2 separate regions of the Mus musculus genome follow, and region 1 is linked to region 2. The links are chromatin loops, found by intact Hi-C in ENCODE. Cell type or tissue: left cerebral cortex. All regions are shown on one strand. Each heading gives the region's core, and the rest is flanking DNA. Links, peaks and the distances in the headings are about the cores only.

Region 1 (16,428 bases), core at 3,666-11,665, 320 kb after region 2:
CAAAACTGTGATTTATTTTTATCAAAACTTTGAAATTGTTACTACCAACAATATTAGATATTATTTGATGTTAGTAACAACATAGTATAACATGAAAATTTTTCATAATTTTAGCAGAATAATTTTTATTTTATATACTCTCATATAATCTTTCAGTTTAAATTAACAAGAGTCCTACGGTTTCCAAAAGGAATAGTGATAGAAAAAAAAACATATGAATAATGGTGATATGTGGCTCGGCAGAACACGTGATTAGCATACACAGACCCTGGATTCAGTCACCACCAGGTCACTGCTCTGTTCTTTTTAAGTTGTTTTATTATTATTATTATTATTATTATTATTATTATTATTATTACTACTGTGAGTGTGTATGAGAGCCAGATCAGAAGAGTGAGGGTGAGGGTGGGTGGAGACTTCAAAGCAATGCTCACATCATGGTGGAGATGTGAAGGGTAGAGGACAGACTATGGGAGCTGATTCTTTTCTTCTATTTCAGCTTCCTGTTATTGACCTCAGTTACCAGGCTTGAGTTTCAAGCATTTTTACCAAACATCTTGCTTGTCCTCATTTTGTTTTCAAAAGAGTCTTACCTTCACATCTAAAGTTTTTGCTTAGGAATAGAGAATATACAAGTTAATGAAATTTGAAGGATATTAACACAATTTTATAGGATATTGCTGATCGCAGTTTTTCTCCACCTGTGGGTTGAGACGCTGTTGGCAATCTACTATCTCTAAAAATATTTATGATTCATAACTATAGCAAAACCATAAGTTATGCAGTAGCAGCAAACATAATTTTATGCTTGGGGTGGGGGGGGGGTCACCACAACACGAGGAACTGTATTAAAGTGTTGTAGCATTAGGAAGATCAAGAACTACCGGCTTGGGCTGGCGAGATGGCTCAACAGTTAAGAGCACTGACTGTTCTTCTAAAGGTCCTGAGTTCAAATCCCAGCAACCTCATGGTGGCTCACAACCACCTGTAATGAGATCTGATGCCCTCTTGTGGTGTGTCTGAAGACAGCAACAGTATACTTATTTATAATAATAAATAAATCTTTAAAGGAAAAAAAGCCATTGGCTTATTGTGATGAAGTAGGGTCTAAGGCCAGCATTACTGAGCAATCACTTGTGTATGATGGTGAGTTTCAGTGATACAATGTCTTATGGCTGCTTGTAACTTGTATCTATAGCAAGGGTGTGAATAGTTGAAGATTAGCTTGTTAATTGCCAACTATGGCACTCTGCAAATTCTTTGCTCTAAGTACAACTAAGTAAAAGAAATCAACACATCTGGTTTGGTGTTGAAGTGTTCCCTCATGAAAATTTATGCCCCTAAAACTAGGACCAGGGTGAGAATAAGGGGCCATCTGTTTCTCCTCATTGTTTCCTTTATCCATATGAAAAGACATGTAGCCATCTTCTTGAAGTTCTGTCTAAGTTGCATGGCTATATATATTTTTTTGAGCATTTAGTCTGTGAGATAGGAAAAAAAATACTTTTGGAATCAGGAATACTTTTGGTGTTCATATTAGTTCAGTGTCTTTTTTGTAAGAAACAGATTCTAACATACCGAAGAGAAGGTAGATGAAGGAGAACAGGAGACAAAGACAGGACAAGAAGCCTAAAGACCAGCCTTAGAGCTGGCCAGGCATTCCTGGTGTCGCTAGCCTTACACATGGACAGGCATTGCTGGTGTCACTAGCCTTACACATGGACAGGCATTGCTGGTGTGGCTAGCCTTAGACGTGGGCAGGCATTGCTGGTGTGGCTAGCCCACGAATAGCCTACACATTCATCCTTGAGAGGTGCTCTCTCAGCTGTTTGGTGTTCTTTTCTCCCAAACATCACTGACCTTGCCAAGAAACCCATGGGCTCATAAAGTCCTGCCAACTGTGAAGGGCCTTGACCAGCCCTCGCTGTAGATTCAGAAAGGTTCTAGTTCATCTCCTACAAGTTTTCAACCTAGACCCTCTTCCCTTTTTCCTTACCCTTCCTCCTTTCACCCCCCCCCCCCCCCTTTTATCTTGGGTATAGTTGAGAAATTGCTCTACTTTTAAAAGGTACTCCAAAATATACCAAAGAAAGTTTCCATTTGGTGTCATAGCAGAAGTATCCAAGAATAGAATACTACAATAGAGCAGCCTACTACAGTAACACCACTGATAAAACCGTGAGGGTTTTGAGCCATCAAGTCTCCCAGGATGCTTTAAGGTATCCCTGAAAACCCTCAGGATTCCAGATCAGTTACAACTGTCTCCAACTGCTTTTATACTGGTAACATCTGGTTTAGGGCAAAAGCTGTAGTTAGGTTAGTAAACACCCTAACGCCTCCCCACTTCTGAACTTCCAGTATAGACACACAAGCCCTCTAAAATGAGTCACTCAAGGCCACCAGCTCTCTTGTATAGAAGACTTTTGGCAGTAGCCCTTGTCCCCCCTCCACACTGCTAGAAATTTTCCTAAGAAGGCTGATTGTGGTTTAGCTACTGGGCATCTGAAAGCACTCGTACTATGCATTATTAACTTGATTTAAGAAAGCCTGTCAAGTGTTATTCACAGTGGTCCAAACTGGACAGGAAGAAGAACAGACATTTTGATGTGTTCCCAGAATCCCTCTGAGTTTAATTTCATTGACCTCATCAGTATTTGAGGGCATGGGGGCTATAAATGTAGCAGGAGCCATCCAAGTAACTCTGGAAGTACTAAATATTTTAAACATGGAAGGAGTAGTACTTTTGTATTCAGTACAAAGACTACTCTCAAGCCATGGGAGATGTAGTCCTAGAGTTTGTATGTGTTCCATTATGTCAGCCATGAACTGGATTATCTAATTTACCAGGACACCTCTGGCTGCTCTGTTCTCTTGGGTATGGGTAGCAAAGTCAAATGTGCTATTAGCACTGCTACATGGTTTTGTTTACGTGGTGGTTGTGAATGGATAGCATACCACCCTAGCAGTAGGTTTACGAAGCTCTCTGGTTCTATGGGGTCAGTGTTCATACTGAGATGTCTGAGACTGTCTCCACTTCTGTTGTCTCTAGGGTCTCTCAGTGGAGATATAGCTGACAGGGCATCTAGTGTCTAGAGCTCCCTAGAGAACTGTTTGTGTTGAGTCCATACTGAAAATCCAGAGAAGCTGGAGTGTAATGTCTGGATGGCAGCAGCGGCTATACTATGAATATATTCATACTTAGCAAGAATGGTGCTAGTAGTTCACTTCTTTTTCATGTTAGCCTATTGGATGGTACAACCCATATTCAGGGTGGGGCTCCCCCCCCCCCCCCCCACTTAGTCCCCTTTGGAAACACTTCCACTGATAACACATCCAGTATTTGAGCTTCACTAGACCTCTCTCCGTGCAGGCATGTTGTCACTCAGTCCCAAGCATCACGTTTGCCTTAGGAGCTGTAGGGGATTACCTAAGATTTTACTTGTTTCTCCTCTTTGTTCATGACAATGATTGATCTCCTTATAATAAAAGGCTTGATGAACTTTGTGATTGATGCGAGGGTGATTCTACTTCTTCCAAGTGAGTGGTTTTGAGAGCCTTCCTAGAAAGGAAGGGAAGCATTGCCTAGGGTTCTGAGTTCATTTCCTGGTAAGGATCAAGTTATGATCATGAGTGCCTGCATCCTCTAGTGAGGAAGTGAACACCACTCTCCTGCTGACTGTAGGATGAGCCATACTTACTCACTGAAAATACAAAGTGAGCTCTTTGTCAGGGATATTGATGAACACTGAAAATTCAAAAGTAAACTGTAGGACTCCCCCGAAAAGGAAAGCCTCTAAGAAGCTAATACATTTGACCATTGAAATTCTAGGCTCTCAAAAGGTAAATGGAAGATTCTAGGCAAGAAGATGGAAAGCTGACCAAGACAAGTTTGTGTGTATGTGTGTCTGTCTGTCTGTCTGTCTGTCTGTGTTTAAGGAAGATGGTGCAGAAGAAAAGTGAGGCAAATGGGGCCTGAGTTTAAGATAAATAAGAATCAGTTAGGTATCACCACCATTGTTGATTATTATCATTAATTTTCACACATGGCCTCCAACTTGTTAGGTATTCCAGGCTGGCCTTGAGCTTAACATTTCTTGTCTTAGCCACCTGGGTTCTGTGATTATAGGGGTGTGCCTCTATGCCCGCCTCAGGTGATAGTTACTGCAATAGATGGGTACAGACTTTAAAACATCCTTTGTGTTTTTGTTTGTTTGTTTTTGTATGTTATGGTTTTACATATCAAAGTACAAAACAACCCATGTGTATTCTACAAAGTCCAGAGGAAACCTTGTCACTTTGCTTTTTCCTTCTGTATCCCTTGGTTCATAGTACCTGCCTCTTTCTTTCTCTGTTACCTGATTTTCGGATTCTTTAGCTTCCTTTATTTAAGGAACCTCGATACATCATCCTATTAATCCAAATAATCTCCTGATCTCAAACTCCTTCACTTACTTATTCAAGTCCATTAAATACCTTGTACCACATACGGTAACAGTACCAAGGTGGGGACACGGATTCCCTAGTGCAAGGAATACATAATTTGCCAACCTACAGGTAAAGAGAATTAAGAATGCCATTTCATATTAAGATTGTCTTTTGGTGAAGTTGCCCCATGCCTGAGAAGAGAGAGTGCGGAGTGCTCATGAAAGGGGCGTGGCTAATAACACTCAGTCCTCATTTTCCAAAGCCTCAACATGAGGGGGCTGCAAAAGAATTGTGCTCCCCAGTCACTGGGTCTTTAATCAGCCTCCAGTAGTAAAGAAATGAATAGAAAGCCCCTTGGCAGTGGACCCAGCATGAGATCACTCTGATGGAGCCAGGTGTGAGTTGGCCTCTGTGGCTTGTTCCAGTATCCACCACTGATGTTTCGGAATCCTTGGTCTCTTCCTACACTGATAGCCAGCCCTAAAGTCTGCAGGACCTTCGTTCTCTGTGTGTCTGGGGGAATGAAAAGAAAAATAATTAAAGAGAGAAGAGAAAGCAGAGAGGATCAAGGTACTCAGAGGCACAGCCAGTTACCAAGTGACCTGGCTAGCTTGCAGTGATGGAGGCACTTTTGCTCATTCTGTCTTTAGTGCAGACCCCTTCCTAGCCTGACTATGATTCTATACAAAGAGGAGTTCATTTTCTTAATGGAGCAGCCACTTAAAAAGCAGGGTGTTGCCTCCTTTGTATTTTTATTCACAGAAAAATAGCCCTTCTAAACCCATGCCCTCTGGCAACTGGGAAGCAGTTGGCACATGTGTCCTCATTTTATATTCTTGAAAGACTGCCCTGAGAGAAGCCGCGAGAGCTGAGTTCTGCTGGAGACGTGCAGTGTCTCGTATAGGCTTGGGCGCTGGTCTGCAAGCCTGGAACTTTCCTTCAGAACTGACTCATTGACATTTGTGTGTTCTGAGGTTTAAAAGAGCAGGAGAACAGTGGCATGTGTGAGTTTATTATACACACACACACACACACACACATGTTTGTGTCTGTATATGTACATACACACATATATGGTTACTTGAGCCCAAGAAGAGAAAGTGGGGAGTGATTGTGAAAAGGGACATGGCTAATAACACACACAGTCTTCATGATTTCAAAGCCGTGTGTGTGTGTGTGTGTGTGTGTGTGTGTGTGTGTGTGTGTGTGTGTGTGATATTAAAGTCCAAGCTATTGTAGTTTTGGTAGTATCCACTCTGGGAAACATGAAAAATGGGGGTTTTCAGCCCCTCATCAGAATTTGGTAGTCATGTCCAGCACAGATTTATGCAGGGTCACATTAAATATCTGTTTTAGGGTCACCTTGCTTTCTTCTGTGCCCACCCCCTCACTTCTTCATTCTACACTGATTTGTATCATAAATATTTTTAAAACAACCCTTGTCTTGTTGCTGAAGAGATGGCTCAGAGGTTAAGAGCCCTGGCCACACTTCCAGAGGAGCTGAGTTCAATTTCTAGCAAATATGGGGTGGCCCACGACCATGCTTAAAATGAGGTCTGGTGCCCTCTTCTGGTGTACAGCCATACATGCAGGCAGAACATTGTATACATAATAAATAAACCTTTTTTTTTTAAAAAAAGAAGTGTTTCCTAAAAAAAAAAAAAAACCAGTAAAACCAAACCAAACAAACAAAGCAAACCTTTTCTTGTTGCTGGATATGACAGTGCATACCTATAATTCTAGCACTTGGGGAATGGAAGCAAGTCATTTGAAGCTTCAGAGTGAGCCTTCAGCTAGCCTAGACTACATGAGACCTTCCCTCAAAAGAAAATATAATTTTCGTCCTGAGACCTTGCCTTTCAAATTTATTCTAACAGGTATTTTCTATCATGTGAAAATAAAAGACTTTTTTAAGTGTCACCAAACTGTAGGCTGCCAGTTGTTTTTAATGGTTTGAGAGTCTAGTGCTAAGAGTTACGTTAACTGGTAAGGTTCAGTCCTAGCTCTACCATAATTCTGGGATGCTTAGACATGTTAACTGGGAGGAAGGGTAAGAGAAATCACATTTTTTATATATTTATATGTGTGTGTGTTAATATGTGTATAATTGTACAAAGATACTGTTTGAATAACAATTAAACCCTAAAATACAAATGGCAAGATTGGCCATGACCGTCCTGGTAATATCAGTGTATGTTGGTTTCTGTTGTGGAATTAGACCATCTCTTACAGTTTATGCATCTAGTTTTCGTTCCTAGAGATGCCTGGTTATCTTTTGTTCACTATTTGTCCTTACCACCCTTTCCTTAAGAACTATTAAACAAACTTGGAGGTCATGAAAATGTCTGGGGAGTTGTTGAGTAGTGTTATTGGTGATTATGGTTATTGGGACTGGGGCATTTGACAGATAATAAAAGGCATGGTAGGTGCTCTATATTAGTTTCCTTGATATGCTAAAGGTAGAACTGGCTGCAATGAGATTTAGTAGAGTAAATGTATACCAGGATCAACAGTAAGAGAGACAGTTTGCAAATGTACAGAATATTAGTTAGTTCTAACTCCTCATTATAATTTAACTCCAAATTCTAGGTACTTATTGAACTTGACTTTCTGAGAGTCAAGCTTAAGTTTCAGTTGGAATTGAAACATTTATAAAGCATAAACATGTTTGTATGTGAAGTCCATAGTAAATATGTAAGGATTTTGTTTTATGGTTTCTTTCATAATAATGAAGAGTAATATTTAGAAAAAAGACATGCACACAGTTGTTGATTCTGTTCCATCTCTCATATTATAAGTATCAATAAATCTGGTCTTGTATATGAATTTTATATGTATGGTTTAAAGTAGAGAAAATACTAGAATGTTTTCTGTACAAACATTTGGTTATATATTTAGTTAACGCCCCCAGGCTAATGCGTATTGCTAATTCCCAAGTGTGAGTAAGGTGTGAAGAGGAGGCCTCAGTGTAAGTGGGCCTGCCCTCATTCTAATCCACTTCCCTCTGGGTTTGTATACAGTCTCCCAGGACATGCTCTTATACTCCAGGCACTTTGCATATATGTTCCTATATTTTCCTATTACAGAGCAAACATAATAGGAAAGGCTACAGATAAGGTAGACTCTTAAATTACTAGTAAATTTCATGGTAGACTGAGCAATTCGTAGTGATCCAATGAGAAAGGAGGTGTCTTTTGAACTGGATTATTTAAAAAAGAAATGAAGAAGAAAAGAAAAGAACTTGATTTGGTGGAGAAAATTTCAGGAACAGAGACTGACAATGTAAGTAAGAATCCATGGCTAATTGGGAAAAATATCTCCCCATTTTACAGATAGTGAGAATGTGGTCAGGAATTTAGATATCTCCTATATTCTAAATTCTGAAATTCAGATGTTTCCTATATTCATCCAATTCCATCATTTATGGTTTTAGAAAGAAACCATCAGGTAGCATCAGACAAGAGTCTGAAGTGAATCTTTAGTGGAGGTTCCTGGACCTGGAGTGACCCTGGAGAAAGCAGGCAAATAGCTCTCACTCTTTAGGGACCCGAGTCTTAACATGGTTAATGTTTACCAAGCTGAAGAGCAGAGTTTACAGGATTCTGATCACTACTTATCATTTATTTGTAACTGCCCTAAAAAAACTGTTGCTGAAGAATGAGGATCACTGTGTGGCCCCACTAGAGGAAAGAGCGGAGTCTCCAGTAGGGAATTGTGCCTTTGGAAAACACTTGTCTCTGGAGAGTCTAACTCAGCACTTCAATTGTGATGAAGGTGTCAGTGGCAGGCATCATTTTAAAAGCACATGGATTCGGGGGTTGTGAGGGGGCAGTGTCTAAGTGATGAAGAGCACTTGCTGCTCTTATAGCAGAGTACTTAGGCTTCCGTTTCCAGCAACTGCATGGAAGCTCATAACCACGTGTAACTCCAATTCTAATGGCACTCAGTGCCCTCTTCTGGCCTTCCTGGGTACTACTCACATAGGCAAACTCCTGTAGATCCATAAATCGACAAGAATAATTAAAAAGAAAAAATGTTCACTAAAGGCACACTGGTTCCTTTGATGCTCGATAAAGGCTGAGTTCTAGAGATCTAACACACACAGTCTGCCTCACATCCTTCTGACCCCGCCAGAGAGTGTAGGTCAAGGTGCTGGAAACAGAGGGTTAGAAATACAGGCAGTATACATGTTGCTTCCCCATCTGTTTATCAGCACATCTTCCCAAAGGAAGGCTGATGTCACTCGATTGGCAGTTGATGAGGATGCTTGTGTTAGGAGGACGATAATGGTAGGGCGTGAGGCTATGTTGGGTTGGGAACAGCTCCCTGATCTCCCGAGTAGACGGTGACAAATGCTCTGTTGATCATACAGGCCTGCAGTAAATTAGAAGCAGCAGCAGCCACTGTGACACTGATAACACATTTTAGAAGGGTAAATCCTTCCAAATCAGAGAATGCCAAGAGTTAAAAGAGAGATTTGACAATCTGATGCCTTTGATTCACTAATGAGAGTGAGACTCAGGTAAGATCAAATAGTCCTAGGAGAAGTTCACAGAGTAGCAAACCAAGTCCCTAAAGGACATCCTCCGGCATCATGCCCAAAGACTCTCAGTATTCTGATAAACACGCTACTTTTGAGACACCACTTATAAGGCTAGAGAGATGCCTGGTGCTTAGGAGAGCTTGCTGCTCTGAGAACCCTAATTCAATTCCCACTATCCATATTGGGTGGCTCACAAACAACTGTTACTCCAGCTCCAAGGACTCTCAACCCCTTTTAGGACCCCTACAGGGCATTTACATGCACGTATCCCTCCCCCTCCCCCTCCCCTCCCTCCCCTCTCCTCCACACACACACACACACACTTTTACACTTTTACACTTTTTTAAAATCTTAAAATATATTTTAAAGGCAATACTTAAATCTCTCCAGAACTATGACAGCGATGAAAACCATAATTAAGTGTTGTGGGATTACACTTGGTATCTAACCTGTGTACCAATGCCCCCGCTAGTGTTTTGTCACTTACTAGGTAATTTCACTTGGGAAAAGGGAACATCAAATGAGGAACTGCTTCCATCAGATTGCCTGAGAGGTGTTTTCTTGATTAATAATTGATATGGTTAGTTTCAGACCATTTGTGGGTGGTGCTAAAAAAGCAGCCATAGCAACCCAGTAAGTGGTGTTTCTCCATGGCCTCTGCTTCAGGTTCTGCTTCCAGGTTCCTGCCTTGAGATTGTGCCCTGACTTCCCTCAGTGATGGTGTGTATCCTGAGAGTCCTGAGCTGAAATAAACCCTTTCTCTCCAAGTTGCTTTTGGTTATGAAGTTTTATCACAATAGTAACCCTAACAAAGACTACAAATATCTCCTACAGCCATTCTAAACAGAGCAGATTCCAGGGCTCTAAATTGAGACTTGATTGAGGACCTCCACAGTGAGACTAGGAATCTGTGCTTTTGAAAGCAGTCAAGGTTTCTAGCCTGTTTCACTGGGGAACTAGAGGCCCATGCACTCATATGATTAACCCCCCAGCTCTTTTGACTATAGATTAAATAGCTCGATCATAAACTCCATTCAGCTTGCATTTGAGCAACACCAAGAAGGCCACGTTGCTATCTCGGGGTATCTTGCGGAATTATGATATATCTGAGCAGGAATTAGCCCACTGACTGTACATAGAGACTTGCATAGGTAAAAGGCATCTTTGCATTGTGGTAATTCACAGATAGCTGTGGGTTCCATCTGCAGTAATAGAGAAAGGGTTTTCCATGTGGAAGAAAGGACAAGTGGACAGTAAGAAAACAGATTACACTTGAGTAGCTAATGAAAAGTGGCTGTCATAGTCACGGTTCTGTTGCTGTAAAGAGATGGCCAAGGCAACTCTTATAAAAGAAAGCATTTAATCAAGGGCTCATTTCTAGCTTCAGAGGGTTAGTCAGTTTTCAACAGGGCAGGGAGCAGGGCAGCACTGGAGCAGTAGTTGAGAGCAGCATCCTAATCCTTAGCCAGAGAAAGAGAAACTCTCAAAGCCCAGCCCTAGTGACAAGCCTCCAACAAGGCCATAACTCCTAAACCTTGTAATCCTTTCAAAGAGTTCCATTCCCATACCAGTCATTTAAATATATGAGCCCATGGGGGCTGCTCTTTTATTTTTCAAGGCAGGGTTTCTCTGTGTAGACCTCAATGCCCTAGAACTCATTCCTCACTCTGTAGACCAGGCTGGCCTCCAATTCCCTGCCTCCCAAGACTGGGATTAAAGGCTTGTGGCTTTGGAGGACCCCCCACCCCCACCCCCAACTCTTTTTTTTTTTTTTTTTTTTTTAATTTTGAGACAGGGTTTCTCTGTATACCAGCACTGGCTGTCCTGGAACTCACTTTGTAGACCGGAATGGTCTTGAACTGTCAGAGATCTGCTTGCCTCTGTGTCCAGAGTGCTGGGATTAAAGGCGCACACTACCATGCCCTGCCTGGTGGAGGGGGGGGTGGGGGTGGGCATTATTATCCAAACCATTGCAGAGAGAGTAGTTGAATTCAGAATGAACAATACTGTTATTGTTAATTTTGTGGCAGATAAAGATGCCTCAAAGCACTGTGGTAGCCTGGTATACACAACAGAAATAGGTATTAAAAAGAGCTTTGAATGGTTCTTTCCCTCCCCTCCCCTCCCCTATCCTCCCCTCCCCTCCCCTCCCCTCCCCTCCTTTTCTTTCTAAGAATTCTTCATTCTGCCAGCAAGAATAAAGAATTACCTTTAAAACTAATAGATTAAATACCTCCTCTTTCTAGCTGCTTGGTGGCTATACACGATGGCATGTTGTTGACATAGATCGGAAACCATGAAAGAGCTCATGGCTCTGTCAAAGTCCTGTATGTTTGGATTGTTTGACTGCCACCCCTCAGTAATGAACTGGGTGATACCCTCTGATGTGGTTCCCTAGAAATGACTTGGGCTCCAGAGCCGCCTTCATTTGTGCTGAGGGAGAAGAAGCATGCAAGCCAGACTCACATTTCTGTCTATATGACATGAGCAGTCATTAAACAGGTGTATTTCACAACCCCACAGGAAGTGGGAAGCTGTGTGTAGGAAGGGTGGTAAACTGTGTCTGACGTGAAAGTGAAATATTACTTAGCTCACACTGCTTGCATCTAAACCACCCTACCTACTTGGTCAAACCAGGATGTAAAAAAAATGACTATTAATCGTCTGTATATACTAATTAATGCTAGAGATTAATATGGTAGCAGTTATTCCTTTACCAGCTAGTTTCTCAAATAACCACACGGAGACCCTTACTTAATATTTCAAAACTTAGGCTTTAGCTGGGCAGACTCTCAACTAGCTCATCTAAGTTAACCTGGCTACCTAGCTCCATCCAGCCCCATGACTAGCCATACCTTCTAGGCCCATAGTCACCTTCTTCTTCCTTCTTCCTAGAGTTTCTTTCTTCTTCCCAGGAAGTCCCACCTCCCTCTCTTTACTGCCAATCACAGGCTTTAGCCTTTTATTACTTCACTTGGGGAGGATGGTTGACACAATGAAAGCTAGTGTATGTGAGAATTCACTGCATTTGAAGACATAGCAGCACCAGACCAACCCCAGCACCAGGGCCAACATGGCTGAAAGAAGATAACTCTGCTCTCCTTTGAGGCTGGTTTTAGAAACTGGCAAGGATGAAAGAACAAGAGACTAGTTTTGAACTATTTTCAGAGTTCACATGTTGGCCATCATGAGAATGCTATGAGTTGTCAAAATATATGGCTCAAGTGAGATGGTTATGCAATAAAGCAGTTGCCACGCAAGCCTGATAACTTGAGTTCAAATCCCAGAACTCACATAAAGGAGAAAGGAGAGATCTGACTCTGTAAAGTTGTCCTCAGATTTCCATGTGTGTGCTGTAACACATATGCACACACACACTCATACATACAAAGTAATAAAAACTGTAAAAAGCATATGCATAAACAAGAAGCACATTTACACACAGATAAGATTGCATGCTATATATCACAGCATATAATTTCTGTCTGCCAACAAGACCCACAGGTTGTAAGACACAATAGCACTTAAATAAAAGAGCTATACTAGGGTTCAGCAAGATGGCTCAGCACTTATGGTGAACCCTAATAATCCTCCAGGTTCCACATGGTAGAAAGAATTGTCTTCTGACCTCCAGATGCATGCCATGGCATGCATACCTCATATAGAGAGCCGTTCTATGTTTGTTTGATTTAAAGTACACTGTTGCAGCTAAAATTTGCTGTTCTTGACTTTTTTGTTTGTTTCTTTGTTTGTTTGTGTTTTGAGAAGGTCTCTCTATGAAGCCCTGAATTTTCGAAAACTCACTATGTAGGTAGACCAGTTAGCCTACATATGCCTGCCATCTCAGTGTCCTGAGTGCTAGGACTGAAGGCATGTATCACCATGCATGGAATTATTCCTACTGTCTAGTATTTCTAATTCCTTTCCTGGCTTTGCCCTCAAGAATCCGTATCTACAGGAGGGATCTGGAGGGAGTCCTTATTGGATGGAACGACTTTAGGAGCTTCAGAAAGTAAGCCAAACAGACTGTAAAGGAGCTCTCCTGTGCACTGTGTTACTCCGTCAGGCAGTAGATTACTCCTGCTAGGAGTAGGGCCACCAGAATGTGACAATCTGTAGACAAACTCCAGCCTATGCATTTGAAAAGCAAGTGCTCTGCTAGGCTGTAAGGGGCATTTTTTTTACATATCACTGTGTGGTGATTTGATTGAAAATGACCCCCCCCCCCAGGGGCTCGAATACCTGACCATTTGGTTCTTGGTTATTGGACTATTTAAGAAGGACTAGGAGGTGTGGTCTTACTGGAGGAGCTGTGTCCTTCAGAGTTCTGTGTCCATCTTACAAATCAGATGGACACTGGGAGCTTACATCTGCTCCAGCACCATACTTGCCTCCTGCTGCTATGTTCCCTACCACGATGATCAGACTAAATGCTTTCTTTTATAAGCAGGCTTGGCCACCGTGTCTCTTCATAGCAATAGAACAGTAACCAAGGCACCAGCAAATCATTTGCATATGAATAAATTCATCAACCTGAATTATATGAATGTACTTATTTTCCTGACCACAGACTTCAATCTGATAGTGTAGCCACTGCCCACCCATCCCTGTGGAGTCCTGCCTAGTACAGCCGTCCCTCTTTGAATCTTTAAACTCAAACACTGCTGGCACTGAGGTGCTGTGAGGTCAGAAATGGTTGGTCTTTTTCCCATCAGGTGGGATCTTTAAACCTGGGTTATATAGTAACAGGGCTGCCACCCCCAAGCTGTTAGTTCAGGCAATTCAGGGAACATCATGGACTTCCTTTCTCATCTTCAGAGCTGGAGATTATACTGCTGACTTCCAGGCCCTACTTTAAGAAGGCAGATTGGAGTTGGGTGGTAGAGGTGCACATCTTTAATCCCATCACTCAGGAGGCAGAGGGAGGCAAATCTCTCAGTTCTAACCGTCCTGGTCTACAGAATAAGTCCCAGGATAGTCAGAGCTACACAGAGAAACCATGTCTCAAAAAACCAGCCCCCAACAACAACAACAAAAAGGAATATGGTGGAGGGGCAGAAGTATGGCTCAGAGGGTAAAGGTGCTTGCTGACAACGCTGATTACCTAAGCTTAATTCCCAGAACCTACATCATGGAGAGAACCAACTCCCACAAGTTGTTGGCTAGCTTACACACACACACACACACACACACACACACACACACACACACACACACACACACACGAGGATAGAATATAAAAATAAAGAAAATAAGAATTATAGAATAGTTAATGATAAAGAGGCCATATGGAGTACAGGGCTATAGGGAACTCCATAACTCAGGGGAATGGTGGAAATTAAGCACCTGTGAGCAAGTCTTTGTGATTTCCTCCAACAGGCCTATTGGGTTATGCTGGGCAGCCCACTAGGATCTTTGGGTAGGGGAAGAAACATCTTCTGACTCAGTGTGTTGAAGCATGAAGGCCAAATCTTTATCTTAGCCCAGCTGCTTCACTCCTACTTGGGAAGCAGCTAAATCCTTCCTGGCCCAGTTAGAACAGACTGTCCCATGGAAGCAGAGACATCCCCACTAGTGAGAAGCAAGCAAATGCAGTCTTTGCCCAAATCATCACTCTGTTCGTCAACGTCTGTTAAAAGTGTTTCCAAAGGACCCCAAACCATTTGGACACAGCCAGGGTCCTGGATGCCAAGAGGACTGTGGTTTAAACCGTCTCTAAGGGCGGGGAGGGGTCCATTTCCCTATAGGCTCATAATGGAGAGAAGGCATCACCAAAGCTTTGTAATGAATATTTTCTTGCTGGTAAGATACAGATGCCTAACTTTCAACCCCACCAAAGTCACTGACTACCTGTACTAACTAACCCTGTAGCCACTGCCAGCCCCCAGGGTGCCCCACCCCCACCCCTGACAGACAGACAGACAGACAGACACACACACACACACACACACACACACACACACACACACACACACCATGTACTCGTGCTTGATGACTAGATGTGAATTCTTCTGGGTTAGTTATATAAAAATTAAGGGCCCCTTGCTTAAGTGTTTCCTTCTTGGTGTGTGGACAGACTCCTTGCCACAGTAAGTCCCTGAGATCTGGGGAGCTCCCTGAAGGAAAGCAACCATTGCAAGGCAGTCGATCTTATGACTGAACACAGTCCCCTTTTGGACCTGCTAGAGAAGAGAAGTTCCATTTTCTTTTCCAGGATTTACGAAGCAAGCCATGATTTTATAGTTATTTGTGGTTGAAAAGCATCTGTTGCCTTCTCTTGCTAACAGCAGCAGTCTGATGGTTACTGACTTCTTAGTGGCCAGTGAAACCACTGCTCTAGGCAATGGCTCCCTATGCATCCCAGGACCTCTTACTTCATACACAGCCTTCAAATGACTATTGTGATAGAAGCAGACCCTTCACTAGACCTGCTGAGGGCTCCTTAGAATCTAAGAATGAGATGTTCATACTGGACACGTTCAAATGAAACCATGTTACTTCATTCCAATAAAGTAATAATGGATGGATTTTATAGTGTCCTCAACCTTCTCTCTCTCTCTCTCTCTCTCTCTCTCTCTCTCTCTCTCTCTCTCTCTCTCTCTCTCTCTCTCTCTCTCTCTCTCTCTTTTTAAAGATTTATTTATTATTTATTATATGTAAGTACACTGTAGCTGTCCTCAGACACTCCAGAAGAGGGAGTCAGATCTCGTTACGGATGGTTGTGAGCCACCATGTGGTTGCTGGGTTTTAAACTCCAGACCTTCAGAAGAGCAGTCGGGTGCTCTTACCTGCTGAGCCACTCACCAGCCCCTTCTCTATCTCTTAATGAAATGTAGGTCTATAGAGACTCGTGACTGAGAACTTGATGTTTCACTAATACTAAATAGTCCTGTGAAAACTTCAGTCATTTCCAGATGTTTCCAGATATTCAGATGTTCAGTGTTAGGTACCTAAAGATACCACACTTAATTCTGTGCATGTGTTTTAGTGTGGGTTGCATAAAGAATCTTGACATCTTGTTCCGAAGGCAGAGAGGAGAAGATTGGCTAGCTAGGACTAGGGTATTAAAGCCCATGCCCACAGTGACACACTTACTCCAACAAGGCTACACCTCCTAATAGTACAACTCCCTGGGCCAAGTATACATAAACCATCATATATAATTTCCTTGCCCCCATAGGCTTGTTCAAACATATGAGTCTATGGGGGTCATATCTAGACATAGCATAGTAAGAAAGTACATTTAGTCCAGCTTCTAAAGTCCCCATAGTCTATAGCAGTCTTAACAATGTTATAAGTCCAAAGTTCAAAGTCTCTTCTGAGATTCATCAAATCACTTAACTGTTATCCCCAAAGCAAATTAGGAAACCAACTGGGCAGACTCCAAACTGCCCAGTGGCTAATGTCAAAGTAACCTTCAGATCTCTACTCCCTTTTCATCTTTGATGATGACAAACAAG
Region 2 (16,428 bases), core at 5,716-13,715:
GTGATTTTTATCTGCTGAGCCATCTCACCAACCCAAGTTCTTAAAAAGCCAGCTGTAGCATTTATTGTCCAGTTTCTGCATTATCCAGTCTCAGTGTTGTCTGTCCAGACTCTGTGTTTTCTCTCCAGTCTGTGTATTATCTGTCAAATCTCTGTGTGTGATCATTTGGGCTAGCCCTTTTGAAGTTGGTTTGCATGCTTATTTTGGAGAAACCAGTAACTGAGACAGTCTGTGAGAGTGAATCAATGGAGCTATTTGCTTTGTGAAGACTTTCATGTCTCAGCTGACAAGATTTTTCCCTGGTCAGATCTAAGTTTTGTAAGTTTTCTTGGTAACCATATTTTCCCTGTAGATACATAAGCACAATCATGTCCCCATCTTAAAATCATTGCAAGTTTCCATTCTAATGTTAATTACTTAATTTATATATTCTTAATCCAAATGTAGACTTCAGCCAGTTAATACCTCTCATTAATTTTTGAAAATCTTTAAGAGTTTGTAATTGGTCCCTATGGATCTGTTCCTTTTGTGGTCAAATTTTTTGTTGACTGACTTTATAACCCAAATAACTAAGTGAAGCTCCTCTTTGTATTTTTTCTGGAGCAATCTGCAACCCCCAGCATAGCAGAACTCTTTACGTTACCTCTAAAACATTTTTTGTCAGTATCGGTCAACAGAGTATCATCAATATAATGATAAATGATATATTGCAGAAATTGCTTACAAATTATTTCTAATGGTTGTTACACAAAATACTGACATGAAGTTGGACTATTTAACATTCCCTGTGGAAGTACCTTCCAGTGGTGTCTCTTTAGTGCATGACTACTATTCAAAGTAGGTATTGAGAAAGCAAGCCTTTCCCTTTCCTGCCCACGCAAGGGTACTGTAAAGAAGCAGTCTTTTAAGTCAGTTATTATTATAGGCCACAATCTTGGTAACAAAGATGGTAAAGGAAGTCCGGGCTATAAAGGACTTATTGGTTTAATTACCTTAGTAACTGCTCTTAAATCTCTTTATCATCCTCCATTTTCCTGACTTTATTTTTTCAACCAACACTGGAACGCCATGAGCTGGTAGACTCTTCTATATGTCGAGTCCCCAGCTGTTCTCGTACCAGTTGTTCAAGTGCCTGCAAATGTCTTTTGTTATGGGACACTGCTCTCGCCATTACAGGTTGGTTTGATAACCATTTTAGGAGCAAGGTTGGTATGTCAGCAGTGGCCCCTTTTATAAAGTTGGAAACCCAATCCCTGACATGTCCTGTGTTTGGACAACAGCTTGTGGTTGTTCTCAATCACCCGTATCAATACCTTCCCCAGAAGCATGGACCAAATCACCCCTAATGTCCTCATTTGCTGTCCCTGGAATTGGAGGAATATTAGAGTATCCTATTGCTATAAAAGACCCCTTCCCCATATATTTATGAGTATGTTAGCCACATAAGGGCATAACCTCCCCGTTGTCCTTTCTAGTCCCTCACAGGCAATCCGTCAGACACTTTGTATTATTTATGATAATTTACCAATTCCTATAAATTGTGTGTAAACCTTCTGAAGTGGCCAATCTGCATTCCAAGACTTTAGGAAAAGATACTGTACTGGCTGGTTTTGTGTGTCAACTTGACACAGCTGGAGTTATCACAGAGAAAGGAGCTTCAGTTGGGGAAACGCCTCCATAAGATCCAACTGTAAGGCATTTTCTCAATTAGTGATCAAGGGGAAAGGCCCCTTGTGGGTGGTGCCATCTCTGGGCTGGTAGTCTTGGTTCAATAAGAGAACAGGCTGAGCAAGCCAGGGGAAGCAAGCCAACAAGGAACATCCCTCGATGGCCTCTGCATCAGCTCCTGCTTCCTGACTTGCTTGAGTTCCAGCCTGACTTCCTTTAGTGATGAACAGCAATGTGGAAATGTAAGCTGAATAAACCCTTTCCTCCCCAACTTGCTTCTTGGTCATGATGTTTGTGCAGGAATAGAAACCCTGACTAAGACATATACTAATGTCAGCTCCTGTATTCACCAAACCTTCTATGTCACCACCATTAATTTGGGTCTCTGATCATTAACCACTATTTGCAAGAACACAAGTTTTCCAGTACTCCCAAAAGCTCCTGTCCTTTCCATTGGAGCAGTCTTGCCTGTAATGCAGGGAATCAACAGTTGAGCAATTCTACCCCCTGCATCAATTTGCATCTCCTTTGTCACATATGCCATATTTTTTTATTTCTTCCTTGTTATCCTCTGGATACACAATAAATCCTTGAGAACTTAATCCCCTAATCCCCTTATTCTCAAGAATATTCCCACCGCCTCTGAGGGTAAAGGACCACAAACATTAGTGGTTAACTTGTAACATTCAACTTTTAGTGATAATGTAAGATGGCCAGATCCAAAGCTGCACTTCCTTCTGTAACATGGATAAGATCAGAAATACTTAGTTTTTATTTTCTTGCCTGCTTGGTACCACTTGGATGACCAAAGGAAGATGACTCATATTGTTTGCTCTGGAGCCTTGAGCTGAGCGGGCCCTCAGTTTGTTTCCTGATGGCAAGAGGTTACTTGGACCAGCAATCCTTAAACCAATGTTTGCCCTTTCCACAGTGGCCACAATACCCTGGAAGCCTTTTTGGCTCCTAGCAACCAGATCCTGCTTGCTGACTTCTATGAATACCGTATTCTCTAGAGTCAATGTACTTGCTATTTTGAGCACTGAATCTTCTAACCTTATCATTTCTTTGGAAATGACCAAATTCACCACAATTAAAACATCAAGCATTTTGATTCCTGAAATTTCTAGCTATGATTTGCCCTATGATATTGGCATTATGCTCTGAGAACTAATACCATCTGTCTCCCTTATCCATTCATCTACAGGGGCTCACCATGCTTTCAATAGTCTGATTGTTCTCTTACATTTGGTATTTGCTTTTCAAATGCTAATGCTTCTATCAATAGCTGTCTGGTTTCAAGACTAATATGGCTCTATTCACAGATTACCCCAATCTCTGGAAGAATTCTGTAAAGATTTCTCCAGAACCCTGTGATATCTTAGTAAATGAGGTGGATTCCCCCGCCCCAGGCTCCTCAGTCATATAGAAGTATCTTCTTCTGTATTATTCATGCTTTACCTTCTATTTCACTTTCCAAAACCCCATGATTGCATGTGTTCTCTATCTTTGTCCTTTACTTTTTCATTTCTCACATCTGGAAATGTAAGAACTAATTTACCATGTCATCTTTCCTAGAATTCCCCAACTGGTCCCAATCTATGTCTCCCTGGAAACTCCTTGGCCCCTCTTGCTCCAGCCCCCATTCACTCAGTCCCATAGATTCTTTGTTTCTCATTAAGGATGGTTGTGAGCCATCAAGTGGTTGATGGGACTTGAACTCGTGACCTCTGGAAAAGCAGTCAGTGCTCTTAACTGCTGAGCCATCTCACCAGCCCCTGGAATGATATTTTGCACCTACAGTCACAAATGAACCACTTGGTGTTAAATATTTTCTAAAACCTATCTTGTGTATACGTCGTAGTTTCCAGGAGCAAAACATTGGGAACAGTGTGTTTTGTAAGTTTTGTGTCCTTTCTTTGAAAAACAATCGACCCAGTTCTTAGAATAATTTATGTACCCTAAAATCCATACATTGAAATGTAATCCTCAAGGGGGCAACATGTAAGGGTCTAGCCTTTGTGAAATAATTAGATTTCTTTTAAAGATTGATTTATTTATTTTAAAGATTTATCTATTGATTTTATACATATAAGTACCCTGCAGCTGTCTTCAGACACACCAGAAGAGGGCATCAGATCCCATTACAGATGGTTATGAGCCACCATGTGGTGACTGGGAATTGAACTCAGGACTTCTGGAAGAGCAGTTAGTGCTCTTAGCCATTGAGCCATCTCTCCAGCCCATAATTAGATTTCTTAGTTACTTTTCTATTGACTTTATAGGACACCACGAACAAAGCAACTTATAAGTGAAAGCATGTCTTTTATGTGGAGCTCACAATCTAAGAGAGTAGTAGGCTCCATGACATATGATGGGGAGCACGGCTGCCAAGGGGCACGGCACTGGAGCAGAACCCAGAGTTTACATCTGGCTCCTCAGGCAGGAGGCAGAGAGCTACTGGGGATGGCATGGCCTTTTAAAATCTCAAAGCCCATCCCTAATGACACACCCCCTAATCCTTCCCAAACAGTGCCACCAACTGGGGACCAAAGGTTCAAATATGGGAGCCTATGGGAACCACTCTCATTCAAGCTACTACATTAGAACAAGAAGGGACCGCCCTTAAGAGTTCACACTTATTAGGTAAGGGCGCCACACTCATAAGAAGAGGCTGGGAGGAATGGCCTGACCCACTTCCTTCACTCCTCTCTCATTCCCTCCATCTCCTCTTCTTCCCCCCTTTCTTCTTTCTTTGCTGGAAATAACAAAAATTTGCCAGTCTGTACCTGGAAGTGAGTCCTTACCAGAATTTGACTGTCCTGCCGCCCCGATCTAGGACTTCCAGTCTCCAGAACTATTGGAAGTTTCTGTGTCTTATAAGTGGCCCATCCTTGGCACTTCGCACATTCTGGACAGACACATTGCACAAGGTCAGTTTGATACAGATTCCTTCTTTTTAACTTCCGGTCCCCATCACTGTGTACCTGGAGCAGGGTAAAGGGAAGGGATCAGCCCGGAGATGATGGCTGTTTAACAACTCCCGTTTGCCTCGCATTATCCTCACTGTTGCTGCACAGTGAATAAAAGCATCAAGAGCATGCCTGCAATTCACTGTTTGGTAAACACTGAGCGAGCATCCACTGAATGCCAAATACTAGTAGTGGGGGGGTCCCAGCTTGATGGGGCGTGAAAACATCGACGAAAAGACTGCTTTCAAGGAATTCCATTCAGATGAGGAGAGTGACATATGCAAACACTAGAAGAGGAAACGTAGGGGAACGTGTGGGGAATGTCCGGGTATAGTCTCAGTATAGACCAATGATATTTTGGTACAGACCCATTTGAAGCTGGGCACCAACGAATACCCACAATCCCAGCACTCAACAGAGATAATAATAACTGCGTAATAATTGCAGGTCTGAAGTCAACTTGAGCTATGTAGTGAGCCCGTTTCACAAGCACAAAAATAAGTATATGATGCATGGGCAATGAAGAAGAAAATAGTAATTCTTGGTAATTGGTTTTTGTAAAATATAAGCTAAGTAAAGAATGAACAGAAATGATTTTAAAAAGTGACTGTTAAAAGAGTCAGCAACGATTAAATTCAGTAAATTGTATGTGTGCATATGTTTATCTATGCCTTTTTTCTTTATAAGACAGTCTTTATGTGTAGCCCTGGATGTAGTGGAACTCTCTCTCTCTCTCTGTAGACCAGGCTAGACGTGAACTCAGAGTTCTGCCTGCCTATGCTTCTAGAATGCTAGAGCAAAGGTACGCACTACCACTGCCTGGCTTTTCTATGCTTTAAAGGAATTTACTGTTAAAGTCCTAAAGACCTCCTGTCACAGGACTCCTGAAAGAGCTGGTTGATTTAATTCAATACGTTTTTACTGCCAGTGAAATTAAAGAACGATAAAATGGACTAGCTTAATTTTTACTTCACAGTTTATTTAAAACTGGTCTTGTTCACTGTCATACTACAATCTGCCCAGTGGGTGGCAACATTGTCTCACCCCAGAATCAGCTTCTCTAGAAAACAAAGAAACAGTAAAACAAATTTCAGGCTAGACCTAATTTAGCCAAAATTAACAACATCACTTTATCTACCTTACGAAACCAGGTGAGTAATACACCATTGTAATATGCCAACCTATAACAAATTTCAAATAATTTATAGTGAGTGGCAAAAGTAGCTGCTAATAAGTCACTTTGCTAATGAATGTCAACGAATTGGGCTGTGCTCCTAAAAAATATTCACCCAATCATCATCTTCTGCCCAATGTTTTAGTTTTAATATAGAAAATACGTATTTGTTTAGACTTAATCTCATGTGCGAAAGTCAGCGATTGTGATAAAGACTATTGTGCTAGAACTCCAGGAAACTGAGGCTGGGGAGATAGCTCAGTGGTTAAGAACACTTGCTACTCCCAGAACCCCATGATGAAGAGTTCACAGCCTTGCACCAAGCACACACTAGTGCCATGTCTAGCGAAATACTGCTTCTATTCTGGAATAACTAGACTTACACAGACACATAAATAAAAAGAGAAGGAAGGCCATGGGTCTCTGCAGAACAGTTTATGGGGTGGGACCTTAAAGATGGATAAGAACCATTATCATACACCGTCGTTGAAGATTTAAGGAGCACTCTAAATAATGTTGAACCTTAGTTACATAAGCTATAGGGTAATTTTCGATCATAACAGCATTTCCCCTTCTAGCTTTGAGGCACCGTTTTAAATTCAGAATTTAGTCAACATCTGTGTTCACCTGCATCCTTGTAAGAGCATGTTTTTCAGTCTTTATAAAGAAGGTATATGTTTTCAATGTTGGTGGCTAAGCAGTGTAGTTCAGCGGTAGAGCACATGAGGCCCTGGGTTTAACCCCCCAGCACCTAAATTAAAAAACACTGGTATTTATCCCTCATCTAGCCTGGATTCCCTGTGTTAGATTTTTATTGTTATTGAGCCTTTTGGAGAATTAGTGTAGCCCTATTTTTGCATGAAACATCCTAGGAAGAGCTGTGATGTCGTTTTAGATCAGGTAGGATTATGTTTCTCATTTTGGTTCCTAGTAATTTTTTTGATAGTGCTAAGTATAGACTTAAGTTCTCGAAACTGACTTCAAAATTCCAAAATCCTTTTCTCGGGCATAAGTGATTTTTTCCCCTAAGCCATCATGTTATTAATACATATGTAACTTAGGCTTTATTCTCCCAAGTGAACAATTTTATTCTTACTCTTGTTAGTTGGTTCTTTGTAATGAAGGGAAATTGCCAATTCAGTAGTGTCTGAGACTAGGGACATTGGGCTGTGTAGAACTCTAGTCTAGTCTGCATGGTGTGTGTGTGTGTGTGTGTGTGTGTGTTTCTAAAAGGTATATGTATACTTTTTACTTTATACCTTTCACTTTTATCTTAAGGGCAAAATACCCTAAAAGGATATAAATTTTGTTTACCCATCAAAAATTCAAACCATAGTACATCAGTGTGCCAGATATAATAATTCTATTTTATGTGTCGGACTCCGTGGATGTGCACATCAATGTGGCCTAATGAATGGCTATGAACATAACGGTTCCCCCGGGAGCTTTGATGTCATCAGTAGGCATCACTTGCCTTCTTGGGGGTCTCTGTGGAGTCTGGAACTTAATGAGGAACCTGTGTGGGTGTCTCCTGCATACCTCTGCAAAGTATCTGCTCGACCTACCTGATAACGCTGGGTAACTCCGATCTCTCTTCTCACTCCCAAAACCCTGTTCACTCCGGCATCTTTCTGATTGACACTTCTGCTGGCAACACGTTCAACAATCATTCGAGTCAGTCCAGCCCTCCCGACTTGCTTCTGCGTTGCTATCAGGACTGCCTTTCAGTGCTTCCTGAGGGCCCACACAACCCATGCACACATCTCAGCAGCGAGCCACCAAGCCCTCGATAAGTCCAGCAGGGGGCGTCAGTGAAAGCCTTCGAGTCACGAAATGAGCAAGCACTTTTTTTTTTTTTCCTTTTAAGATTTAGTTTTTATCTTATGTGTATGTGTGCTGCCTGCATGAATATGTGTGCACATGTGAAGGCCTGGTGATCAGGGTAGCCAAGAAGGGTATCAGGTCCTCTGCAACTGAAATTACAGACAGCTGTGAGCTGATATGTGGGTGCTGGGAACTGAACCCAGAGCAAAAAGTGCTCTTAACCTCTGAGCCATCTCTACTGCTCCTAGAATCAGATTGTAAAATTTAGGATGATTGGAGTTCTCGGTTTCCCATAATATAAGATATTAACTTTATGTATATGGAGATATTAACTATGTATATGGAGTGAAATTTTCATAGATAATACAGGATGGTATGCAAACATCACACCCCCACTGCCAATGATAGGGCAGAGCCTTAAACACTGAAAAGGAATATCATTAAAGTTACATAAATTAGTGCAGCTCTCAGCCTTAATCAATCTTCCTTCCTTCCTTCCTTCTTTCCTTTCTCTCTCTCTCTCTCTCTTTTCTCTTCCTCTCTTCCTCTCTTTCTTTCTTTCTTTTTTGTTTTTTCCGAGACAGAGTTTCTCTGTGTAGCCCTGGCTGTCCTAGAACTCACTCTGTAGACCAGGCTGGTCTCGAACTCAGAAATCCGCCTGCCTCCACCTCCCGAGTGCTGGGATTAAAGACATGTGCCACCACTGCCCGGCTTGATCTATTTCATTTCTTTTTTTTCTTTTAGGTTTTTTTTTTTGGGGGGGGGGGGTTCCAAGACAGGGTTTCTCTGTATAGCCCTGGCTGTCCTGGAACTCACTTTGTAGAACAGGCTGGCCTCGAACTCAGAAATCCGCCTGCCTCCACCTCCTGAGTGCTGGGATTAAAGGCGTGCGCCACCACCGCCCTGCTTTGATCTATTTCTTAATTACTATTTGGAAACTAACATTTAATCGTAAGTCTACATCTTCTACTTAATCAAAACGAAACTTTCCTTTCAAACTGATTTAGAACACTAACAGACTCCAGCCTTATCCCTTATTAGAGAATAGACCCATACATCCCAGTCAGCGGGATGGCTCGGAGGATAAAGGTGCTTGCCTTGCAAGCCTGACAACCTGGATTACATCACCAGAACCTAGAAGGCAAGGAATCAACCAAATCTCAAAAGTTCTCTTCTGACCTCACACAAGCAATGTGACTCACGCCCTCACATCTCACACACACACACACACACACTAAAATACAGTATGCCAGCTAAATGATAAATGATTAAGAATATAAATACTGCACATCTGTTAATGTTTTAGCCTCCTGTCAGAAAAAGGTGTTTCTATATTTGTATTTATAAAAGGATCTGGGATTTGAGCAAATGAAAAACAAAAAAACAAACAAACAAACAAAAAAAAACCTCTTTTTTTCTTTAGATATCCCTCAGTATACCTGCTTAGTTTTAAAGTCTTGTAAACTGTTTCTAGCTGTTTCTAACCAAGTTGTAATACTGAGCCAGCTGCAGGAAGGATAATTTCTAAACTTTCACAGTTATCCTTTGGTTGGTACATTTTTTTCAGTTATGCCATTTGTGAGATGCCAACATTGGCTTCATGTTATTCTTTCAAGTAGGGCTAATTAGTCAAGGCAAATAAAGCTGAGATGACTTTTTTTTTCTTCTTTTTTTTTTTTGTTTTGTTTTGTTTTTTTTTTTTTTTTTCGAGACAGGGTTTCTCTGTATAGCTCTGGCTGTCCTGGAACTCACTTTGTAGACCAGGCTGGCCTTGAACTCAGAAATCCTCCTGCCTCTGCCTCCCAAGTGCTGGGATTAAAGGCGTGCGCCACCACGTCCAGCTCTGAGATGACTTTCAAGTCTTCTTTTTGGGGGGTGAAAAGTGGGGTTCTGGAATTAAATCCAGGGCCTCACAGGAACTTATGAATGCTAGGTAAATACTATATAAGTGAGTTTTAGCCTTGGTCCTCAAGTTTCTTTTTTTTTTTTTAATTTATTTAAATGTTTTTTTTATTACATATTTTCCTCAATTACATTTCCAATGCTATCCCAAAAGTCCCCCATGCCCTCCCCCCCAGTCCCCTACCCACCCATTCCCACTTTTTGGCCCTGGCGTTCCCCTGTACTGGGGCATATAAAGTTTGCATGTCCAATGGGCCTCTCTTTCCAGTGATGGCCGACTAGGTCATTTTTTTTTAAAGATTTATTATTTATTATATGTAAGTACACTGTAGCTGTCTTCAGACACTCCAGAAGAGGGAGTCAGATCTCGTCACGGACGGTTGTGAGCCACCATGTGGTTGCTGGGATTTGAACTCCGGACCTTCGGAAGAGCAGTTGGGTGCTCTTACCTGCTGAGCCATCTCACCAACCTCTAGGTCATCTTTTGATGCATATGCAGCTAGAGTCAAGAGCTCCGGGGTACTGGTTAGTTCAAAATGTTGTTGCACCTACAGGGTTGCAGATCTCTTTAGCTCCTTGGATACTTTCTCTAGCTCCGGTCCTCAAGTTTCTTTTAGGCAAAGACTTAGAGGGTGTGATAGACAATGAAAACAGGCTGTTTAGATATGTCGATGAGTTATCTTAAAGTTACTACAATGCACGGATGCAGAAAAAAAAATCTGAGGATGCTCTTTAAAGTTTTGATTATTTGGGCTGTACAGAGATGGCTCAGGGGTTAAGAGTATGAACTGCTCTTGTAACTGGACCCGAGTTTGATTTCCAGTGCCCTCAGTCAGGCCCTCGCAACTGCCTGTAACTTCAGCAGCAGAGGCTATAGCTCCCTCTTTTGGCCTCTTCAGGAGTTGCACTCACATGCACATACCCACATACACACACTTATATATACAATCAAAAAATAATAATCACAAATCTTTAAAGTGTTACTTCAATGACACCACCATGAATGAGAATTTTCAAAGCATTGGAAACTGTGATAGAATAGACTTTGGAGCCACAATGCCACACAAATTTGTACAAGGTCCACAATAACAGACTCTGTATCTATCTAACTGTTCCTACAACCCAAAGGAAAATTGAGGAACAACTCAGAATACATGTGGAGGCAAGGGCATCACCAGAGGCGCAATGATAAACACCTATCTAGTCCAAAGGGAAAGACCACAGAGGCAACCAAGTAAGTAAAGATCCAGAGAGATGGGAACGGCCCAGCTAGACAGAGCAAGAAAGCTAGGGGTGTGTTCCTACGCAATGGCTGAAGGTTTACCCAATAAAGAGAGACCCTCCGGAAGATCTCAGCAGTATTGAACAGTATGCCATGAGGTTGCTGATCTCAAGACATTGTCTAGTCGGAGAGACATAGCTTATCCATGAAACGTTAAATAACCACATGAGACAATTTGAGTAGTGATGCAAAGCAATATATGATTATCATTAGGAAAGTCTTCAAAATACAGAGGAGCTTGGAGCTCAGTTTTCGATGGGCAATAAAAGTTCAAAGGGATAAAATAAATATAAGGATTAACAATTATGAAAATGGAAAGAGAAATGTCTCTGGTATATTATGAGAAAGCAATGAAGCCAACTTGAGGAGTCTATTAATCATGGTTTTCATTTTCTATATTACATGGTGTTTTGATAAGTTGCAGCCTTGTCACTCCAGGGGGGGGGGGGGTGGCGGGGGCTGTCCTTTGTAGAAGTGTCCAGTTCCTAAAGAGAGCAGACAACACTCCTATATTCATACCTCTGATGCAAAAAAGCCAGTCTTAAGTCCAGGCAAGGCCCTGTCTGCCACCTTCCCTCCACCTAAATTCCCCGGGGCTGACCACCTAGCCTTATATTGAACTAAACTGCCTTTCTTCTTTCGAGCTGTAAAAAATAAACTTTCCCTTCCCCTCTCCATCTTCCTCTTCTCCTCCACCCCTTCCCCTTTTAAAAAACCAAGTTGGCTTCAGTTTCTGAGCTGCGGCAATTCTGCCTCGACTTCCTGAGAAAGTGGAGTTCACAGGTGCACATTGGCTTTTCAGTGGCGAACATCTCGTGATTAGCTGCACTTGCCCTGCCTGAATAAAAATAAATTTCCAAGTACATTTCACAACCGAAAAATACAGAAGGTTTCCAAAGAACAGTGATTCTTGGAGTTCCTGAAAGCAGATCCTCTCAGAAAGCAAAAGAAGCCAGATGAGTTTTCGTGACACGGTATGAAAAGACCATTGATACGGGTCTGAAACACATCTCTATCTTATTTTTAATTATGTGTATTATGTGTGTGTGAGTGGGGTGAGGTGGATTTGTGCACAGGAGTACAGTACCTGAGGTCGCCAGAAGAGGGCGTCTGATCCCTGGAACTGGACTTAGCCACGTGGGTGCTGAGACCAAACTTGCATCCTCTGATCTTTTGATGTTTTCTCTTTCCTTATTTGAGACGGAGTCTGACTATGTCTCTTTGGCTGCGGAGCTCTCCATGGAGAGTAGGCTAACCTGGGTTTCCCTGCGGGAGTTAAAGGCGCACACACACCCAAGCAGTGGAGTGCTCTCAAAGGCTCAGGCGTCTCTCCAGTTCCTGATACGGTTTCAGATTCCTCTCTGCTGTTTACCGTTGAAACCCTGCCAATTGTATTTCTAGTTTTCTGTAAAGGTTTTTAAGCACTTCTTTATTTCCAACTACATATTTGCGAAAGGCTAGATTTCCCTCATTTGCTTGAACCAAAATAACACGTTTGCCACATATTGGATGCAAATGAAGTCTTCAGAATGCAGCTGTTTTCCATTAAGCCAGATGTGAAATTTCTCAAAAAAAAAAAAAAAAAAAAAGTAAGATGACTTTTTTTTTTGTACTAAATTTGTTTAATTTTGAATTTTTTATAAAAATTTATTATGGTGACATATAATGTGCTAATTACTTTTTAATGAATCAGTATGTAAATATTTTTGACATTTCTCCACTTTAGTTTCAAATGTAAAGATTCAGTAATTCTTGGGAACAAAAAGAGTTATTGAGATCACATTTTTTTTAAGCTCAATTAAAAATTCATTAAAAAGATTTTTTTTTTTTCCCCTGAGACCAAAATCTTAAGAGCAGTGTACTGGAACGGATTATTGCTGTTTTGCCTAATGATCGTGTTGTTAAACTGCCTTCTTGGTATGTTCATATCCGTAGATGTGCGCGGCTAAGGCTCGGCGCATGTCACAGGAAAAGGGAAATCGTGTAAGAGCCAGAGGATTGGAAGGGGTGCTGTAAAACGCAACCTTTGGACATGACATGACCGTTTTACCCAGGAGCTGCGGTTGGTTACCGGCACCAGACCAGCGAGGATTCCAGCTTGGACGAGTGGGAGAGACTCAAATGGCTAAACTCCTGGCTGAGTGGTTTGTAGGCTGCTGATGGCTGCTGAGGAAAGGAGACACCTCCTCCATTTGGGGTACCACTGCCACTGATAAATTGTCCATGTTCCAGTAAGTGGCCCACACCCATATGCCTATGATTAGTGCTAATTAGACTCGGGACTCTGTGAGTTATTTTACTGTGGGGGCGGGGGGAGGAGGTGATGAAGTTGAAGTTGGGATCAGGAGTGGGAATATGGGGGTAGATATGATCAAAATACATTGTATATATGTATGACATTCTCAAATAATCTTTGGAAATTTTCTGGTGGAGTCTTTAGGGACTCTTGCATGTTGGGTCTCTTCCATACAAAGTTATATCATCTGCACTAGAGATGTGTGTTGGCTTCTTCTTTTCCTGCCTGCATCTTTTTTGCTTGCTTCCCCTGCATGATTGCTCTGGCTAAAACTTCCAGTAGTATATCGAACAAGAGTTAAGAAGATGAACATTCTTATCTTTATCACAATAAATGGAAATACAGTGATTTCCCCCTCATTTTAGAAAATGATGGCTATAGGTTTGTCATATATAGCTTTCATTATATCGAGATGTGGTCCTTCTATTCTGAGTTTCTTAAGACTTTTTTTTTTTTTTTTTTTTTTTTTGAGTCAGGGTTTTTTTAGCTCTGGCTGTCCTGAATCTTGCCACATGTACATCAGCTTGGCCGCTAACTCGGATTTTTGCCAGCCATGCTGGAGTTAAAGGCATGCTTCACCATGCCCTGAGCTTTGGGACTTTTAACAAGAAGCAACACTGGATTTCTTCAAAAGCCTGTTCCGTTTCTACTTAGATGATCATGTGATTCCTGTCTTTGAGTTCATTTGGTGAAGTTTGCAGCATTTGTTGATTTACATCTATTGAGCCATATGTCCATCTCTGAGATAAAAAATCAACTTGATCATGGTGAACAATCTTTTTTATGCTATCTTAGTTGGTGTTCTATTGCTGAGAAGAGACACCATGACCACAGCAATTCTAGAAAGGAAGACATGTAATTGGGGCTGGCTTTGGAGTCCCAGAGGTTTAGTCAGCATCAGCATGGAGGACAACCTGAAAGTACACAGGCAGATGTGGCGCTGCAGAGTTTTACATCCGGATTCACAGACAACAGGAAGTGGGTAGGGAAGGAGCCACTGGGCCTGGTTTCTATAGCCTCAGAGCCCACCCCCTGTGACACACTTCCTCCCACAAGGCCACGCCTCCTAATCCTTCTAAATACTGCCACTCCCGAAAACGAAGTATTCAAATATATGAGCCTATGGAGGACATGCTTATTCAACTACCACAGATGTTCTCGAATTTGGTTTGCAAGTATTTTGTTGAGACATTTTGCATCTGTGTTCATCAGGGAAATTGATCTGTAGTTTTCTTTTTGTTATTTCTCTATCTTTATCTGCTTTTGATCTAACTAATACTAGATTCATAATGAGGATGTGGTAATGTCTTTTCCTTTGCTGTTTATGGTGTAGTTTGAGAGGCACTGGTGTTAATTCTTCTTTGAAGGTTTGCTAACACTCACCAGTGAATCTATCTGGGCCCAGACCTTGTCTTAATTGGAAGATTTTAAGTTACTGCTTCAGTCTAACTACTTCTTATAAATCTGTTTACATGGTTATTTCTTTATAATTCATCTTTATTTTTATTCATGTGCATATGGGTGTGCAGGTCTGTGAAGGCTCAGGTCTGTGAAGGCTCAGGTCTGTATGTGCAGGTCTGTGAAGGCTCAGGTCTGTGAAGGCTCGGGTCTGGGTGTGCAGGTACAGTAGAAGCCTTTGGATCTGCTGGAGCTGGAGGTTAATAGGCAGTTGTGAGCCTTCTGACAAGGGTGCTGGGAACTAAACTCAGGTCCTCTGGAGGAGCAAGTGTCCTCCCCTACTGAGTCATCTCTCCACCTTCACTGGTTTGTTTCATTTTTGTTAGCTTTGGTTGGTCATATGCATCTAGAAATTCATTCATTTCTTATACTTTTTCAAATTTGTGGATTATGCGCTTTGACATGTAGACCTAAAGTTTCTCTGAATTTCATTGGTAGCTGTTGTAATGGCTTCTCTTTTATCTCTAATTTTACTAATTTGGGTCTTTCTTTCTTTTGTTTAATTTGGGTAAGGGAGTGTTAATCTGTTTAGGGTTTTGTTGTTGTTTTAAAAAACAGTTCTTTATCTCATGTAGTCTTTGTTTTTTTTTTTTCATTTCATTAAACTCTGCCTTTTTGTAAAATGTGGATTTTGAATTAAGAATTACTTAATGTAAAAACAAAAAAGAATTACTTAATGTTATGGAATAAATATCAGATCAGCATTCTGCCTTAAAAATGGCAATGACAGCTCAATGGAAGCTAAAAAGTTTGGAGTATCTTGGCCTTTTTTTATGATTTATTAATTTTTATTTTATATGTATGGGTGTTTTGCCTATCTGTATGACAGCACACCTCACACATAGAGTGACCACAGAGGCAGAGGAAGGCATCAGTTCCTCTGGAACTGAAGTTACAAATAGTTGTGAGCCACCATGTCAGTTCTGGGAACCAAACTCAGATCTTCAGCAAGAGCAACCATCTCCTGACTGCAGAGCCATCCCTCAGCTCCTTGGCCTGTTTTTATGTATGGCTATGTGTGTGCACATGTTATCTACATGTATGTTCGCATTTATATATTATTAGCACGGTATCAAATTGGCTTATAAGCTACCCCTCACATACGTCAAAATTACCTCAGATTCTTTTCGTTTAGAGCACAATGGAGCTTTAGAACAAAAGCTATGTTGGTATCATACCAAGTAGGTACGGCTTGGCCACCTGTCCCGGTACATCAGCTTCAGAGACAAGTAATGATGAAGAACAAAGAAAGGGGATTCACTCAATGTAGCCCTGTGGGGGAGGGAATTGGGAGTCCTGAAAGCAGGAGAGTCACGTGGAGAAATGAAGAACTAGAGCATGCATGAGAGAAGCCTGGGAGCTCCAAATGTGGGCGCCATGTAAATAAGACGCAAGTGCTTAGTGCTTTGATGGCTGAGCACCTCGAGAGCTTCTACCCGCCCCAGCCCTCTGGCCCACCTCCTCACTTGAGAGCACTTTCTTTCTTGATATACTGTGCCTATGTCTACCATGATCAATGTGTCCCTGGTTCAGTTCTTTGTTCTGTGACACAGGACCTGGAAATCTCAGTAAATGCACTCTGGACTCTGATCTGCACCTACAACAGGGTGAGCCAACAAGCAGGAGGTAAGATTTCTTTCTTTAATGTCTTTAATACTTTAATTCAAAAGAGCCTCTGATGCTTGCTTTCCTAACTTCCCTTCTTCCTTCCTCCCTTCCTTCCCTACTTTTTTGTTTGGCTGTCTCCTTTCATTTTCCCCTGAGCACCTGTCAAGAGTCGGGAAAACTCCTAAGCAAATCGTGTAAATCCAAGAAAGTTTATAGGTTTAGGCCACCGGACTCCAAGACAGCAGAG

The links. Peaks named below come from ENCODE experiments on the same cell type or tissue, not always from the same donor. Only the 100,000 strongest peaks of a DNase experiment are listed, where the experiment ranks them.
Region 1: a loop joins it to region 2, with 8 times the contacts of the local background. A loop is called at or near these places in 38 of 42 quality-filtered maps.

The regions. Positions count from the first base shown.
Region 1 is chr2:53,077,447-53,093,874 of GRCm38, forward strand. The region is part of intron 9 of Fmnl2 (formin-like 2); the gene reads left to right. Among named protein-coding and RNA genes, the nearest start is that of Gm52511, 77 kb to the left of the region's middle. In left cerebral cortex, for the core only: CTCF peaks have their summits at 5,992 (motif pointing left) and 8,381 (motif pointing left); DNase peaks (open chromatin) are centred at 5,946 and 8,368.
Region 2 is chr2:52,751,220-52,767,647 of GRCm38, forward strand. No RefSeq gene overlaps it. Among named protein-coding and RNA genes, the nearest start is that of Stam2, 17 kb to the left of the region's middle. In left cerebral cortex, for the core only: CTCF peaks have their summits at 7,608 (motif pointing right), 10,436 (motif pointing left) and 11,916 (motif pointing right); DNase peaks (open chromatin) are centred at 7,592 and 11,948; H3K4me3 peaks cover 426 bases.